Linked DNA regions of Homo sapiens: region 2 is linked to region 1. Evidence: chromatin loops called from intact Hi-C (ENCODE). Cell type or tissue: PC-9. All regions are shown on one strand. Each heading gives the region's core, and the rest is flanking DNA. Links, peaks and the distances in the headings are about the cores only.

Region 1 (8,272 bases), core at 2,214-4,713:
CCTACATATAATTCAAAATCCTCCTTTTGTCACTTATTTTACTAAGAGCATTTCTTTCATAAAGTTTTAGAAAAGATTTTTTTAATGACTGCATACTGTCTTTTCTTGAAAAGGTAATTTTGCCAGTCTCCCACTAATGAACATGTTTTTCAAATTTTTCAGTATTATAAATAATTTTTCAATAAGTATTAAACAATAAGCAAAGCATTATACTTATTTTTGTTCATGTGTCTGATTATTTTCTTAAATTCATTGAAGGGAAATTACTGAGCCAAAGGAAATGATAATTTGTGTACCTACATTACCTGAAAGGGGTCCCGATCCAGACCCCAAGACAGGGTTCTTGGATCTCACGCAAGAAAGAATTCGAGGTGAGTCCGTAAAGTGAAAGCAAGTTTATTATTAAGAAGGTAAAGGAATGAAAGAATGGCTACTCCATAGACAGAGCAGTCCCTGGCTCTGGTTGCCCATTTTTATGGTTATTTCTTGGTGATATGCTAAACAAGGGGTGGATTATTCATGCCTCCCCTTTTTAGACCTTATAGGGTAACTTCCTGACTTTGCCATGGCATTTGTAAACGGTCAGGCACTGGTGGGAGTGTGGCAGTGAGGACCACCAGAGGTCACTTTTGTTACCATCTTGGTTTTAATGGGTTTTGGCCGGCTTCTTTAGCGCAAACTGTTTTATCAGGAAGGTCTTTATGACTTGTATCTTGTGCTGACCTCCTATCTCATCCTGTGACTAAGAATCGCTTAACTTACCGGGAATGCAGCCCAACAGGTCTTAGCCTTATTTTACCAAGCTCCTATTCAAGATGGAGTTGCTCTGGTTCAAACGCCTCTGACACCTGTATAGATAGTACCAAATAAATTTTCACAGAGGTTGTGCGGACTTATACTTCTGCCAGCAATTTATTTTAGGGAGTCTTTTCAAACTTCCACCAGCAAAGAAAATTTTCTTTAAAAAATGTTTTGCTATTTTAATGAGTGAATAAAATGTATCTTGTAACTTTTTAAATTAGTATTTGATTAGTTGTGAGTGTGAATATTTTTTCCAGATAATCATATTTTGTATTTAAGTTTACTGTGAGGATACTCTGCCCATGTCTTTTGGAGTATTTTGTTAACTGATTTGTAAGAGTACTTCATGTACTATTTCAGTATTATCTTTCTGCTCTGTTACTACAACTACTTTTTCTAATTTGTAATTTGATTGTTGTGAACGTGTTCCTCGATGTAAAGGACTTTCAATTGTGTTAACAGTAAGAAGATCTATCTAACTTTTCCTTTGTAATTACTTACATTTGCTTTTATGCTTAGAATATCGTTCCCTCTCCAGAAGTTTTTGTCTATGTGTGGGTTCTTTAATCCATCTGTTTTTATTGTTGTTTTTGTCTTGGGCTGCTGGATAGTGAAGCTATAACTTGAGTTAATCAATTTTCCTAACCATTTGAGAAACAATCTCTGCCTTTCCCATTTTTGTTGTCCTTACTTTAAACTGGAATACATACGAGAGTCTACTTCAGGGTCCACTGCTCTATTCTATCAATCTGCCTACCAGCTCCTGAGCTAGTACCATACTGCTTCGGTTGCAGTTGCTTGTAATGTATTTTAATACCTAGTAGGATGTGCCTACACACTTGAAATTGCTCTGATTCTCCTTTTTCAATAATTTTTAGTTTTTTGCTTGTTATTAATATACATTTTAGAATCACAATGTCATATAAGAAAAATAACACTATCTTTTGATTGGCACTACATTTTTTCATCATGTCATCACAATATTTAACATGTCATTGCAAAATCATAATAGTATTTATTTTCTTTTGGTTGTGCTATTGTCAATTTTAGATCAATGTTACGCTGACTTCATAAAATGAATCTTTATACAGTCAGCTTTTGTTTTTATATCCAGAAAAATCATATAACATGGTATTATCTGTCTTTCTGAAATTCTGAAAGTTATCACTGGTAAAATTTTCAGAAAATGAGACATCTTTGGAAGTAATAAAATACATACACATACATATATATCTCCAGGATTTCTTCTAAAAGTTCATGACCCTTTTTCTTAAAGTTAGGTAGTCTATGCCATGAAAATATGTTTAATTCAACTTTTCAAAGTTATGAACACTGTGCTTTAACAAATAATTTTGTATTTGTTAAAATTCTCCTGTTTATTTTTATATTTCCCTTCTACTTTTACATTTTATTTTTTCTCTTCACCTTCATATATTCTCCAGTTATGTTAAAATGTTTTTGAATTCATATGTCAACTTTACTAATTCTATTTTTAATAATTTGTTCATTTTCTATGCTTATCTTTAGAAAATATTTTCTATTTTCATCGGTTTTGTTATAGACACCTTTTAATTATATATAATACATATCATTTAAAACGTATATATTTTGTTTTTTCCTATTGTCAAAGAGCAATAGTTCCATAAAAGGCTCACATAAAACAATTGCTTTCTGTCCATTTCTTCTTATATACCTTTGTTTTATATATTTATATATTTAATGCATAAAATATCACTGATGATTTTATATTTTTATGCGTACTTTGCTCTATTGAATATTTTCGGCTATGTACCCAGTCTTGAATAAAGTTAACATTAATACCTTTATTTTTTTCTTTGTGTTTTTCCAGTAGATCTTTTTTCTTTTATTTTTTATTTATATGTGTCTCCTCGTTTTGGATAGGTTTCTTGTGAGCAGGTCATAGTTGGATTTTCTTAGCGCAATCCTGAAGTCTTAGTATTTTAAATATAGGAAGATAAATCACTTACATTTATTGTTATAACTGGCCATCCTCCCATCCTGGGTAATTATTCTGAGTATCTGTGATTTTGCTCAGCCAGGGCTCAGGGAAACTGAGTCTCAACACTGACACAGAAATCAGTTGCAGGCAAGAAAACGAGCAAAAACTCACACTTAATCATGGGTAAAGAAAGGAGCATTATAAAAATCAAGTCTGTGGAATTGATCAGAAATCTAGAACAGGATACAAATCAAAGAATTTAAAATGTCAGATACAGTTGAGGAGTGGGTTCATAAAACAAAGCCAAGACAGCTTCCCTGAGGAAAAGACACAGAGGGAGATGCAAGTATTTTTAATCTTTTATCATGATAATGAAAAATACAATGATGGCAACAAATTACAACAACAACTCATTTATCAAATCATATTTGGGCCAGACACTGAACTACGTTCTTTAGATAATCCATCCCCACAAGTACCCTAGGAAGTGTATGTTTTTTCCCGTTTTAACAACAAGAAGACTCAGGTTTTAAGTACATAAGTTAATTTCCCTAAGGCCAAAGTTAGGAAGTGCCTGAACCACTTTCAAAATAAGATATCTCTCTCAAAAGTCTGTGATGTTTTCTATTATATTATATTGTTCCCCCCCCGCCCCCCGCCCAGTAAAGGTTGAGTATCCCTAACCTAAACATCCAAAATGTTCGAAAATACGAAACTTTTTGAACACCAACATGACCCTCAAGGGAAGTGTTCATTGGAGGATTTCAGATTAAAGATGGTCAACTGGTATACACTCTGCAAATATTCCCCAATTTGAAAATCTCCCAAATCCAAAACACTTCTGGCCCCAACCATTTCAGATAAGGGATACTGAACGTGCATTAACATTTTTCTTGGTTTTTATTTTCCCCATTTCTATAAGTATGTATTTTCTTTGAATTCTTCAAATTCAGTTTTTGTTTGTTTGAGATGGAGTCTTGCTCTGTCACTCAGGCTGGAGTGTAGTGGCGCAATCTTGGTTCACTGAAACCTCTGCCTCCTGGGTTCGACTGATTCTCCTGCCTCAGCCTCCCGAGTAGCTGGGATTACAGGCGCGTGCCACCACGATCAACTAATTTTTTTCTATTTTTTGGTAGAGGCAGGTTTTCGCCATGTTGGCCAGGCTGGTCCTGAACTCCTGACCTCAAGTGATCTGCCCACCTCGGCATTCCCAAAGTGCTAGGATTACAGGCGTGAGCCACTGTGCCTAGCCCAAATTTTATTTTTTAAGATCACACTTGAATGCATACATTCTCTAATCATCAAATTCATGAATGATATAACTTTTGACTTACTTTACAAGATGAAGAATTTCATACTCTTCTTTCCCACATACACTCCTTTTCCCCCATTCTTGCCAACTTCATTTAGAATTATGGACATATTTATTACTTTTATTCTATCTCAAGAAAAATTTCCAACTGTACTTTATTTACAACTTTTTTAAACTTAATTTAGTATGTTAAGCTGGGGTTATCACAATTCTTTTGAACTCATTTTTGCTATTGAGTTTTTGTCTTTAACATGTTGTTTCACTGGAACGTATCTTTAATGTTTTCAAGAAAATGCATGGGTGGTATCTTTTTTGAACCCTTGACTAGAATATCTAAGAATCTCTTTTTGTTTTCTTTGCAAATTAACATTTCAGCTTGAGTCATAAGCACTTTCTAGTACCATTTAGACTTTACTCATTTCTCATGTAGCATCTAGTCTTGTGCTGTACCCTTAATTCAGCCTATTCTCATTTTTTATCATAAGTAACATTTGTTTTGTCTGGATGTTTGTAGAATATTTTAAAATCTTTTCCATTTGAACAAATTTGCTAGATTATGTCTGTGTACATCTTTACTTTTGCCCGGAACATGGTGCAGTATTTTAAGTTGTACATTTCTTTTTTCTAGCTCAAGTTTTTATTCCGTTTTTCTCCATGGTAAAGCAACGTCATTTGTTCTGGTTATATTTCCCTTGGGTCCTTCTTGTCCATAGAGTAAGTCTTTGTTTTTGATGGACCAACTTACCTATCTTTTCTGTCATCATTTTTTGTTTCTTTTCTCTGCATTGATAGAAAAATTCTCTACCTTGTTTTCTACATTATTTATTTGGCTTTTTGTGATTTCAATTCTGGTCTTCACTGCATCAGAATTGAAGTTTGATTCCACAATTTTATTTTTAGTTTACCTGAATTCAATTCTTACATGTCAGTTTCCTTTTCAATCTCAGAATCTCAAGTGTCACCTTTTTCATCAATTTCATTCTTACTTCAGAAAGTACATACTGCCTAGTATTAAGAACACAAAAAAAGCAGGATTAAATCTTTTTTCTGTTTTATGCAGTCAGCTTTCCCTTAAACAGGCATGCTTTTTCTCTGCCTCATTGGTCTAGCGAGTCTCCTGTTACATGTTACGGAATATTTTTCATAGACTCAATGTATCTTTATACCATCCCCCAGCGCATATGCACTTACTCCCTCTCCAACAAGGATATAGCTGTCCAAATTGTTTGTACTCTGGATCTGCCAGAATCTTCCTCTTAAATGTTTAACTGAAGAGGAAGCTATGGTGTCTAGCTAGCAATGTGTACTGTTACACTATGACATGAATTTCTCTTGCTTCCCTGTTTCTTTGTAAATAAAAGGTGAATTCATTACTAAATACTTTGAAACATTCCATAGTCTTTTTGTGGCCTGAAACAGTGCAGGGGAAACTCCGATTCCAAGACACAGAGCTCTCAATGTATCTGGCAGATTGTATTTTTCAAAGGTAGCCACAGCAAATATATACCTCATTCCTTGGTTCTTCTAACAAAGTGACATCAAACATCCTTCACCAGGAGATGAAGTCTATGTTCTCCCGTCTTGAGTACAGATGGAACTTTGTAGCTGCTTCCATGAACAGGCTGCAGCAGAACTAACATGGCTGACTTCTGAGGCTAGGTCATAAAAGTCACAGGGCTCCCTCTCTGAGGCAGGTACACTGGGAGCCGGGAGCCTGCATGCATTAAGTCTGGCTGCCCTGAGGCTGTCATGCTGGAGAGATCAGGGTGAGAGCCCGCAAACAGATACCCAAAGAGGCCCAGCTATTCTCACCCGCAGCTGTTTGTCTTTGTAGACCAGGTGCCAGGTGCCAAATGAGATGATCCCAGCTGACAGTAGAGTCCAGCTCTCCCTCCTAAGCCCTGTCCTGACTGCAGATTTCTTGAGCAAAGTACGTATTGTTTTAAACCACTAAGTTCTGTGGTGGGTTGTCACCCAGCAGTAGATAATTTTTTAAAAGTTTCCCATCCTTATTCGCACTTACATTATTTTACATCCCAGGGCATACTCTGCAACCACCCATGCATTTCACGGAGGCCCACTGCGCCTTTCTGGGAGTTGCAATTGCACAGATAGATTCAGCAAGGTGAGAATGCCATCCTCAGGCAGCCAGGAGGTGACTGTCAGGCTATTTGGTTGGGGAACCAGCCAGCATCCCCTCTGCAGAACCTTCCTCTCTTTTTCCTATGGAGGAAGTAGGAACTCCTCTTCCTTGGTCATCCCATCTGTCCTGTGTGAGGAGTAATTTCCCTGAGAAACTGACCATCCATAGTCAGGATCCTGGGTTTTCAGCCTTTTATGTCCTGTGAGCCTCTGGATTTTTGTTGGGTAAAGGCAGTTAGGAGGGGGAAATCCAGGCAACCATTATGATCCACAAGCTCAGTATCTCAGCTTTCATTCTGAGATTCAGATATGCCACCAAAACAACATTCAGACACAAAATAAAACGGCAGGTTTCCTCTCCTCCACTCCCCCGTTCCCTGGCCATGTCATTAGTCGTCTATGCTCCCTCCCTGCGGGACTGCACAGTGCGAGGATTCCCAGAGAATGAAAATAACCAGCGTCATCTTTAGAGCCAATTGTTCCTCTTAGTCCTTTTTTCTAAAGCCCCAAATACAATAAAAAAAGGGGAATGAATATAAATACTAAAATACTGCTTAAAATTGTCTAACTCTAGGCTTCTTTTGATACCATTCTAAGCCAATTCTTCTCAAGTCATGATGTACACCTGCAGAGCTTGTTAAACTTTAAATTCTGATTCAGCACATCTGGTCTGAGAGTATTCTCTCTCCCTCCCTCCCTCCCTCCCTCCCTCTCTCCCTCTCCCTCTCTCCCTCTCCCCCCTCCCTTGTCTCTCTCTCTCTCTCCTCCTCCCTCCCTCTCTCACCTCCCTCCCTGTCTCTCTCTCCCTCTCTCTCCCTCCCTCCCTCTCCCTCTCCCCCCACCCCTGTCTCTCCCTCTCTATCCTCCTCCCTCCCTCCCTCCTTCCCTCTCTCCCTCCCTTCCATGTAATAATGCCTGTGCTGCTGCCCAGGGACCACACTTTGAGTAGCCAGGCTCTAGGCAATCCCTCTTGCTCTCACCTCCTGCCTGGCTAGGTGCAGTCTTACAGCTACTGTCACTACCATGTCCGTTTTCTTCTTTCCTCCTAATGCTTACGGGCTCTTCTTGCCATTTTCTCCTGTCCCATACCTGTTGGGCAGCTCCAGTGATGAAGGGTTTCTTCTTCTTGTGTCCTCACTTGTTTGTTCTCTCCCTCATAGTTACTGACCACTCTGGGCTTGGCTCTTTTAGGAGGCAAAAATATAGAAATGAAAGACACTGACCAAAGGCTAATGAGGGAGAAGCACAGTGAGAGCTCTCCACAGTGGGATCCATGCTAGGGTGTGCAGAGGCTGGCTCAGGCGGAGAGGGGAAGCAGGTGGGAGGGAGTCAGGAGGCAGTTAGTGAGAGGGTATTCTCTGAGGACTTCCTGGAGGCGGTGACACTAGCTGGATCTTAAGATACTAGTAGGTGTAAGCCCCCTGAAGAAAGGGGGAAGGAAGGACATTCCAAGCAGAAGGAACAGCCTGCACAAGTGTTTAGAGGAGGAGACCGCATGGTGAGCTCAAGGAACTGTAATTAAGCACGGATGGAGTGTACGGTGTGTGAACGGCTGGGGGAGGGTTACGGTTGTATATTATCTGCTCCGGCTGCCATAACAAAATACTACAGACTGGGAGGCTTAAAGAACAGAAATGTGTTCTCTCCCCATTCTCAAGACTAGAATACCAAGATCAAGGTGTTGACAGGTTTGGTTTCTTTTGAGGCCTCTCTCCTTTGCTTGCAGATAATTGCCTTCCACCTGTGTCCTTCCATGGTCATCTCTCTATGTATATCTGTGTCTTGATCTCTTCCAATAAGGATACAGTCCTATTGGATTGGAGCCATATGAGCTTGTTTCACCTTGGTTACCTCTTTAAAGGCCCTGTCTCCAAATACAGTCACATTCTGAGGTGGTAGGGGTTGAGTTTGAAACATACGAATTTTGGGGGAGATACAGTTCCGCCCATAACAGGTCATCAAAGGTTGGACAGACTTCTTGTTCTGTTTGTTCACTCCTCACTCCTCAACCCTCCTACTTGCTGTAGTATGGGAGAGGCGTATGCCTGGAGGAATGG
Region 2 (8,272 bases), core at 3,570-6,069, 130 kb before region 1:
TAGAGTTCTCCTTGCCTGGAATGTTCTCGCTGTTCTACCTAGCAAGCTACTGCTTGTTCTTCAGAAGCTACCACAGATGTGCCATTTTATCTGCAGATTGCCCACTCTTTAACTACTTCAAGCCCCCTAACCCACCCTTGGGCAGAGTTATGGCTCCTCCAAGTACTGTCTTGGCTGTGTTGCTGCCTCCTCTATTAAATTATGACCTCTTGTAGGCAGGAACTATACCTCCTTCACTGCTACATCCTGTAGCATTTAACCAAGGAGCCTGGCCCTCCCCTGGAAAGGTAAGCAGTAGATCATAGCTATTGAGATTCAGCTGCTAAGATACTTTTCTAGAGGACAAAAGATTTTCTCTACTGAGGCAGATACTGTTATCAGAAAAGGTGACCTACTAGGGTTTTGTTGATAGTCACTGGATGCCAAGGCAGAGATATGGAGTTCTCACTTCTTTTTAGAAAGGAGGTCAGCTGAGAATAAGAGAAGATTCTGAAACTTAAAATATACCTAAAAATCTCAAACATATAAGATGACTAAATTCCTATCTAATGAAAAAATAGCTTAACAGCACCCTATGTTAAATGGGCCACTTAAATAGATGCTGACAAGAAATGTGCTTATCAAGGCTTTCACTTGGTTTCAGATCCTTCTCTTTCAAATATCTATTTTATTCTTTTTCCAGAATTCTGACTCATTTCCCAAACACTGCTCCTTAAGCTTTCAACCCTTAAAAAAGCTGAAGCAATGTTTTTTTCCTTCCTAAATTGACATTAGAGTAGTCAAAGCAACGTTTTGGCAAGAAAGCATTGGGGCCATCTCTTCTTTCAGTTTCGGATTTGGCAGAAGGAAGTGCTGTCTCTCCTTGAGCTTCAGGCTCTTGCCCTTATCTAGGCTTAATCATCTCCCACTTCAAGGGGCAGCCTTACACCATATCCAGAAGTGTCAATTCTCTGAGCTCTCTGAAAGTCACACATCCACTTGGTGTTTGAATAGGCACTACCAACAGAGGGCGCCAGACGGAGACTGTGCGGCTGCAAGAGAGATGAGTAACTTGCTCCTTTGTTTCCTTCCAGCTTGTGACAGTCTCCTTCACCTTGCTATCTTCCCCTCCGCAGCAGCGGTTTCTTCCTGTGGCAACAGCTGAAACTAGTTTTTTCACTATTTGCAAAAAGCAGCTGATTGCTCTCTTCCAGCCCCATAGAGCCCAGCTGCAACCAAGCAACAAGGCCCCTGAAGGATCTGAGTTTCAATTCACAGGATTCCTCCTCGGAGTTTCTACGTTTAAAAAAACTTAAGATCTTCCCTTTGTTCCTCCAACCCTGGAGGAGGTTGCCACTTCTGCTGTTCTGACACCTTGAAACCTTTGTCTTTTTTTTTTACCCTCACTTAACTAGATAACTATTTCATACCCAGATAATAATTCTTTTATTTTTATTCTTTAAGTTCTGGGGTACATGTGCAGAACGTGCAGGTTTGCTACATAGGTATACACATGCCATGGTGTTTTGCTGCACCCATCAACCCGTCACCTACATTAGGTATTTCTCCTAATGCTATTCCTCCCCTAGCTCCCCACCCCTTGACAGGCCCCGGTGTATGATATTCCCCTCCCTGTGTCCGTGTGTTATCATTGTTCAACTCCCACTTATAAGTGAGAACGTGCAGTGTTTGGTTTTCTGTTCCTGTGTTAGTTTGCTGAGAATGATGGTTTCCAGCTTTATCCATGTCCCTGCAAAGGACATGAACTCATCCTTTTTTAGGGCTGCATAGTATTCCATGGTGTATGTTCCAAATCGTGAGTGAACTCCCATTCACAATTGCTACAAAGAGAATAAAATACCTAGGAATACAATTTACAAGGGATCTGAAGGACCTCTTCGAGGGGAACTACAAACCAGTACCCAGGAAATAAGAGAGGACACAAACAAATGGAAAAACATTCCATGCTCATGGATAGGAAGAATCAATATCGTGAAAATGGCCATACTGCCCAAAGTAATTTACAGATTCAATGTTACCCCCTTCAAGCTACCATTGACTTTTTTCACAGAATTAGATATAATTCTTGATGTTAAATTCTCTCTGTTAAAATAACTGGTGTGCTTTTTGTCTCCTTATTATACGCTGACTGACACAGGTTGAAGTCTGAAAATATTTCAGCTGCCTGTTGTCTCCACTATAGGGCTTCATAGGGTACCAATGTCCTTGTTAGGATGCTCTGACTGGCAGGACCCCTGGGCTTTCCTGCAGAGCCCTGCATCACTCCTCTTGTAGTGTTTTCATACTCCTCACCCAGTGTCTTAGCTCAAACTGCTACAGAAATATATCATGGCCTGGATGATTTAAACAACAGAAATGTATTTCTCACACTTCTGGAGGCTGGTACTACAAGATTTGGTTTCTTGAGAGGTGAGAGCTCACTTCCTCAAGACTTCCTTACTGTATCCTCACATGGTAGAGAGAAAAAGAGCCAGCAAACTCTCTTTTATCTCTTCTTATAAGAACACTGATTCCATCATGGAGTTTCCACCCTTATGACCCCATCTAAACCTAATTATCTCCCAAAGGCCCCATTTCCAAACAGCATCGCACTGAGAGTTGGGGCTTCAACATAGGGGGTGGTGCATAATTCAGCCCATAGCACTCAGTCACCACTCAGCCCCGATTCTGCCTCTGGAAGTTCCATGCTCAAGTACCCAACACCTGCCCTTGTATCATAGTTCACAGCCTAGGCTTCTGCTCTGGTCTTCCTCAAGATTTTCCAAACCCCTAAGCCTATGTTAACTATATTAACAACTGGTTCTCGTAGGGGGAAAAGTTCTGTTTTGAAGCTTTTCCAAATTTCTGTGGTGTGTTAATACTCCTACCTTGGTCAATTTCACTGAAGACAGAATTGGGTAGAGATGCGCAGTAGCAGTATAATATATTTATATATTGTAAGATATATTCATTACATACGTTATATATTAGTTATATATATTATATATTAGTTATATATAATATATATTAGTTTTGCCTTATAGTTAAAATAGACGTACGGAATCTCAAGAGCACAGATAATGGAAAAATATAGTAAAATAACTAAAAATGGTGAGTTTTGAGTATTTTTCTCTATTTTTACTAATTTATTTAATTGCATGTTTATTTACTTTGAGTTTTAATGGTTTTGTTTAACAACCAGATCACAGAATTTATAAAAAATAACAACTGGCTCTTACCAGCCAATAAAAGCAAGTTCACCTAGACCACTGGTCAGAGCTGCACCCACAAAGTGTCCCCATTCCCTTGTGTATCTGTGGAACTCTGGGTCTACACAGAGCAAACACAATGTGAAAAACACATCCCTGGGGTCCAGTGAATCCAGGTTATTATTCTACTTCATCCCGTCACCACAGCCACACATCTCAGAAGTCAGTCAGTGATCTCAGGGAGCAGCCGTAAGGTATCCAATTGCAGATGCTCCAGAACTCCAGGAATACCAGCCTCTTGCTATTAGAAGGTGATACAGGGCATCCCTTCTTGCTTTGCCCAGAAGTACCTGCGTTTTCCTTTTGTGAAAAGTCATCAGCTGACTTGAGCAAGAAAATAGAGCAGAAGACAAATTAAAGAGAGGTAGGAGCAGGGGACGATTTAAAGTGGTGGAATTTTCTACTCTTGGCAGAGCAGAAGCCCAGGCTGGGAACTATAGTGTAAGGGTGGGTCCTGGGGACTTGAGCATGGAACTTCCACAGGCAGAATGGGGGCTGGAGGGGTGACTGGGTGCTTTGGGCTGAACTGTGCCCATCTGCCCCAAATTCATATGGAATTTGAACCCCTCAGTGCAATGGAACTTGGAAATTGGGCCTTTGGGAGGTAAGTAGGTTTAGATGACATCAAGGGTAGAAGCTCCATGATGGGTCCTAGACATTGGTCAACCTTGAAGAAGACCTACCAACTTTTTTACTGCAGAACTGTACATTTCCCACAAATCTTGCAAAGATCAACTTATCTTTTCAGCAAAGCGTGGTCTCCCAAACTCCCCTGAGGTCTTGACCCTCTCAGGGACTCAAAACCAGGAATCGGAGTTCAGGTTCAAGTGCATTTCTCTCCTCAGGACCCACTAATATCTCTATCGCCCTCACTTACCATTCCTCGTTCCAATCCTTTCCACTTAATAGTTCAGAGGCACCTGCATTTCCCTTAAGGCTGGGAATTTTGGAAATGAAAGCAAAGCAAACTTTCTGCCTGCCTTCCCCGAATCAATAGACAGACCTTACCTGTTGAAGAGCAAAGGAGGGAAACTCAAAGAACAAAGGCAGTTAATATTTGTGATGGTTTCTATAAATCTCAAATATTATAAATATTAACTCTTATGATTGTAATGTGAAATCTTGTTGAAATTATTGGTGCACTTATAATGAAAGCCTTTGCATTGGGCTCCCCACTACATCAAATGTCTTACCTGAAATATTTACATATACTTGTTCTATCTCAGGGATCTCTAAGGTCAAAATCAAAGTGGCTTGATTAAAATCATCAGAGGCGTTTGAACCAGAGTGACTCCATCTTAAACGGGGCCTGGGTAAAATGAGGCTGAGACCTGCTGGGCTGCATTCTTAGGAGGTTAGACATTCTTAGTCACAGGATGGGATAGGAGGTCAGCACAAGATACAGGTCACAAACACCCCGCTGATAAAACAGGATGCAGTAAAGAAGCCAGTCAAAACCCACAAAAACCAAGATGATGATGAAAGTGACCTCTGTTGGTCCTCACTGTTCATTATATGCTAATTACAATGCATCAGCATGCTAAAAGACACTCCCACCAGGGCCATTACAGCTTACAAATGCCATGGCACTGTCTGGAAGTGACCCTATATGGTCTAAAAAAGGGAGGAACCTTCAGTTCTGGAAACTCCTCACCCCTTTCTCTGAAAACTTATGAATAATCTACTCCTTGTTTAGCATATAATCAAGAAATAATCATAAGTGTACTCAGTCAAGCAGTCTTTGCCACTCCTCTGCCTATGGAGTAGCCATTCTTTTACCTCTTCTCTAATAAACTTGCTTTCACTATATTCTGTGGACTTGATCTGAATTCTTTCTTGCATAAGATCCAAGAACCTTCTCCTGGGGTCTAGATTGGGACCGCTTTTCAGTAACAAAATCACAAAATGGAAAAATGTTGGCCAGACTTAATACTTGAATAATAAGGTGTCAAGTTATAACCTTGAATTAATTCCAGAAACAAATTAGTTCCCGACAGTCATTTAAAATGTCAAATTTGTCTTGCTAATTTGCAGACAAATTAGCAAGTCAGTTCAGGTCTGTTAACAGTTAACATTTTTAAATATTTGCCACATGCTTAGCACTGGACTAAGTGCCAGTTACCCAGAGAAGCAGTCACTATTTTACACCCATTTTACAGATGAGTATATGAAGGCACCTAATTTAACTTGCTGAGGGTCACAGTTAGTAACGGCAGAGATGGGAATTGAACCCATCCAGTCTGGGTTTACAGCCTCTTCACTTAACCGTTGTGCAACACTGACTCCTTTAGTCTACGCCACTTAACCCTGACTGCCAAGAATTTTCTAGAGTCTGAAAGCTTCAATAAAAAAAGCTTGAGACTCTCCCTGCCTCTACTCTCTTTTCCCCTCTCCATACCTGTTTTTACTCCTGAGTTCACACAGCCTATTTGATTTTGAAGGTTCAGTCTTCAACTCAGAAAACAATGAAAGTGCTGCCATCTACTTAATGACCCCTTCAAATCTCTTGTGACCCACGATCTCACACATGAAAGAGTCTATGCCGGATGCTTGAGTTTTCCCAAAATAATACCAAGGGCTAATGTCCATGGGGTGCCTCCCATGTCCTCGGATGTGTCATATTTTCAACATATGGTAGTCAGTAGCATCATTTACCACATTACCAACTTTCACTCTCACAACTACACTGAGATATAGGTGTCATTATCGTCACATTTACCCACGAGGAAACTGAGGCTCAGTAAAGCTTAATTGCCCTGTAAATGTCTCACAGCTAGTAAATGATGCAGCTGAGATTTGAACTCTTGATGATGCCAGGCTCTGCCATAGCCAGCTCCTCACTGTAGTGCTCGGCCTCTTGGAGTAATGATGGAGAGAGTCCCCAGGCACACATTGCGTGAATTACACTTAACTACTGGAGAGCCTTATTATGCGTTTTCATCTTCTTAGTGCTTTCTAATTAAAAAGGAGGGGAGTGGTGATCTTTTTGCTCTCTAAGTTCTGTTTCCTCTGAGTGGAAAGCAGAGGGCCCCCTGTGACAGACTTTGCGGAATAGACCTCATTGTATCGAATCAGCTGTTTAAGTGCAGAGTTTTCCTCTGTCCCTTTTTACTGGAGAAAGTTAATTAACATCATAGCCACTAACCACTTACCTATGCTTAGTCTTGATTATGAAGAATATGGGAATGTAGTTAGTCGCCTGAAAGTCTAAAAGTGTGCTCCTATTGTAAAAGGCTTTAATTAATAGGAGTAATAACAATATTAATAATATAATACTCCTTAACATCAACTGGGTGCTTGCAAAGAGCCAGGTACTCTGCTAAGTGTTTTTTTTTATTTAATCCTCCCAAGAACTTTAATTTGAAGCAGACACTATTATTTTTCTCTTTATATGGACCATAAAGAGTCCAAAGTGAAGGTTACTGTGAAAATGAGAGATCTGAGACAAAAACCCAGGGTGCACAACTTGAGGGCCGGCAATGAGCCTCGATGTTGCCATAGCATCCGTGTCTGAGGCAATAGGGATAATAAATCATTTCCTTTTCTATTGTGCCAAAATACTCCTTTACTCATGCAGAACTCAAAGTCACGAACTCTAAGAAATTGAAAAAAGACACGGCCATAAACTGAAGTTACTGACCATTTGACTGTAACTAAGGAGACCTTTTCCAGACCCTTGAGTTTGGGTAAATGGTAGCTAAGCCCAAAGCAAGTCACATTCATCTTCCCAGCAGGTGCCCCTCTGACTGAGACTTAGGCAAGGCAAGGGTTGGTGGCCTTGAGCGGCCGAGTGCAAAGCTGGCTGAGTGGTACAAATGATCAGCTCTTCCAGATAAGGCTGGTCCTGCACGGTACAGATCCTCCAGGACCGATGCTCAGGTGGGGTGGGAGGTGGAAATTAGACAAGCAATTGGAATCAGGAGGCTCCTGCTGAACGCTGATATTTACGGGCACACTCAGGCCCCTGGCTGTCTCCTCTACCTTTCCCCAAACCCCTTCTTTTTGTCCTTGTATTCATGATTTCACAAACTGTTTTCTTTCCCCAGAATATTTGTGCATGACCATTAAATACCCTTCTCCAACTCCTGAGACCCTTTTAGCCTCAGCTTTAAAACTCATTTTTTTTCATGGAAACCTTTCCTGACCCCCAGATGAGGTTAGAATCCAGTGTTCCTGTACCAAGGAATTCTCCTTTATTTCACAGTGCATAGGGCAACTGTGAATATTTATTTGTGGATTTTTGATTGAATGTCTGCTGTCAGTGCTTGATTGTAAATCCTATGTCTTATTCTATCTCTAGCCTGGCACGGTGCTGGGCACCTGATGGGCCCTCATAAATATTGATGGTATTTGTGTCCCAGGGCTGTGCTAACAAAGTACCCAAAATGGGGTGGCTTAACACAGCTGAAACTTATTGTCTCATGTTCTGGGGGCTGGAAGTCTGAGATCAAGGTGTTGGCAGGGCCATGCTCCCTCTGATAGGTCTAGAAGAGAATCCTCTCTTGCCTCTTCTACCACTGGCCTTTGCTGGCAATCCGTGGTGTTTCTTGGCTTGCGCATCACTCCAGCCACATGGCTAGCTCCTCCCTGTGTGTCTTTACACCATCTTCTCTCTGTTCATGTCTGTCTCTGTGTCTAAATTTCCCCCTTATATAAGATGTTTTAGTCACATTTGCATTACTATAAAGAGTACCCGAGGCTGGGTAATTTATAAAGAAAAAAAGGCTTATTTGGCTCATGGTTCTGCAGGCTGTATAAGCATGGCAGCAGCATGTTCTTCTGGTGAGGGTCTCAGGAAGCTTTTGGTCATGTCAGAGGTGATGGGGAAGCAGGGATGTCACATGGCAAGAGAAGGAGCAAGAAGGAGAGGAGGAGGTGCCACGCTCCTTTAAACAACCAATTCTCATGTGAAATAACTAAGTGAGAACTCAGTCATTACATACAGGATAGCCCGAAGCCATTCATGAGGAATCTGCCCCCATGACCTAAACACCACTCACTAAGCCCACCTACAACATCGGAGG

Evidence for each region. Hi-C counts contacts between places; a loop is a spot of excess contacts. Peaks named below come from ENCODE experiments on the same cell type or tissue, not always from the same donor. Only the 100,000 strongest peaks of a DNase experiment are listed, where the experiment ranks them.
Region 2: a loop joins it to region 1, with 6 times the contacts of the local background. A loop is called at or near these places in 61 of 110 quality-filtered maps.

The regions. Positions count from the first base shown.
Region 1 is chr15:91,839,278-91,847,549 of GRCh38, forward strand. No RefSeq gene overlaps it. Among named protein-coding and RNA genes, the nearest start is that of SLCO3A1, 10 kb to the right of the region's middle. In PC-9, for the core only: no CTCF peak of the experiment used is centred there; no DNase peak of the experiment used is centred there.
Region 2 is chr15:91,705,614-91,713,885 of GRCh38, forward strand. It overlaps the pseudogene TRY-GTA12-1. Among named protein-coding and RNA genes, the nearest start is that of SLCO3A1, 140 kb to the right of the region's middle. RefSeq lists a silencer at 6,837-7,071. In PC-9, for the core only: no CTCF peak of the experiment used is centred there; a DNase peak (open chromatin) is centred at 4,688; H3K27ac peaks cover 464 bases.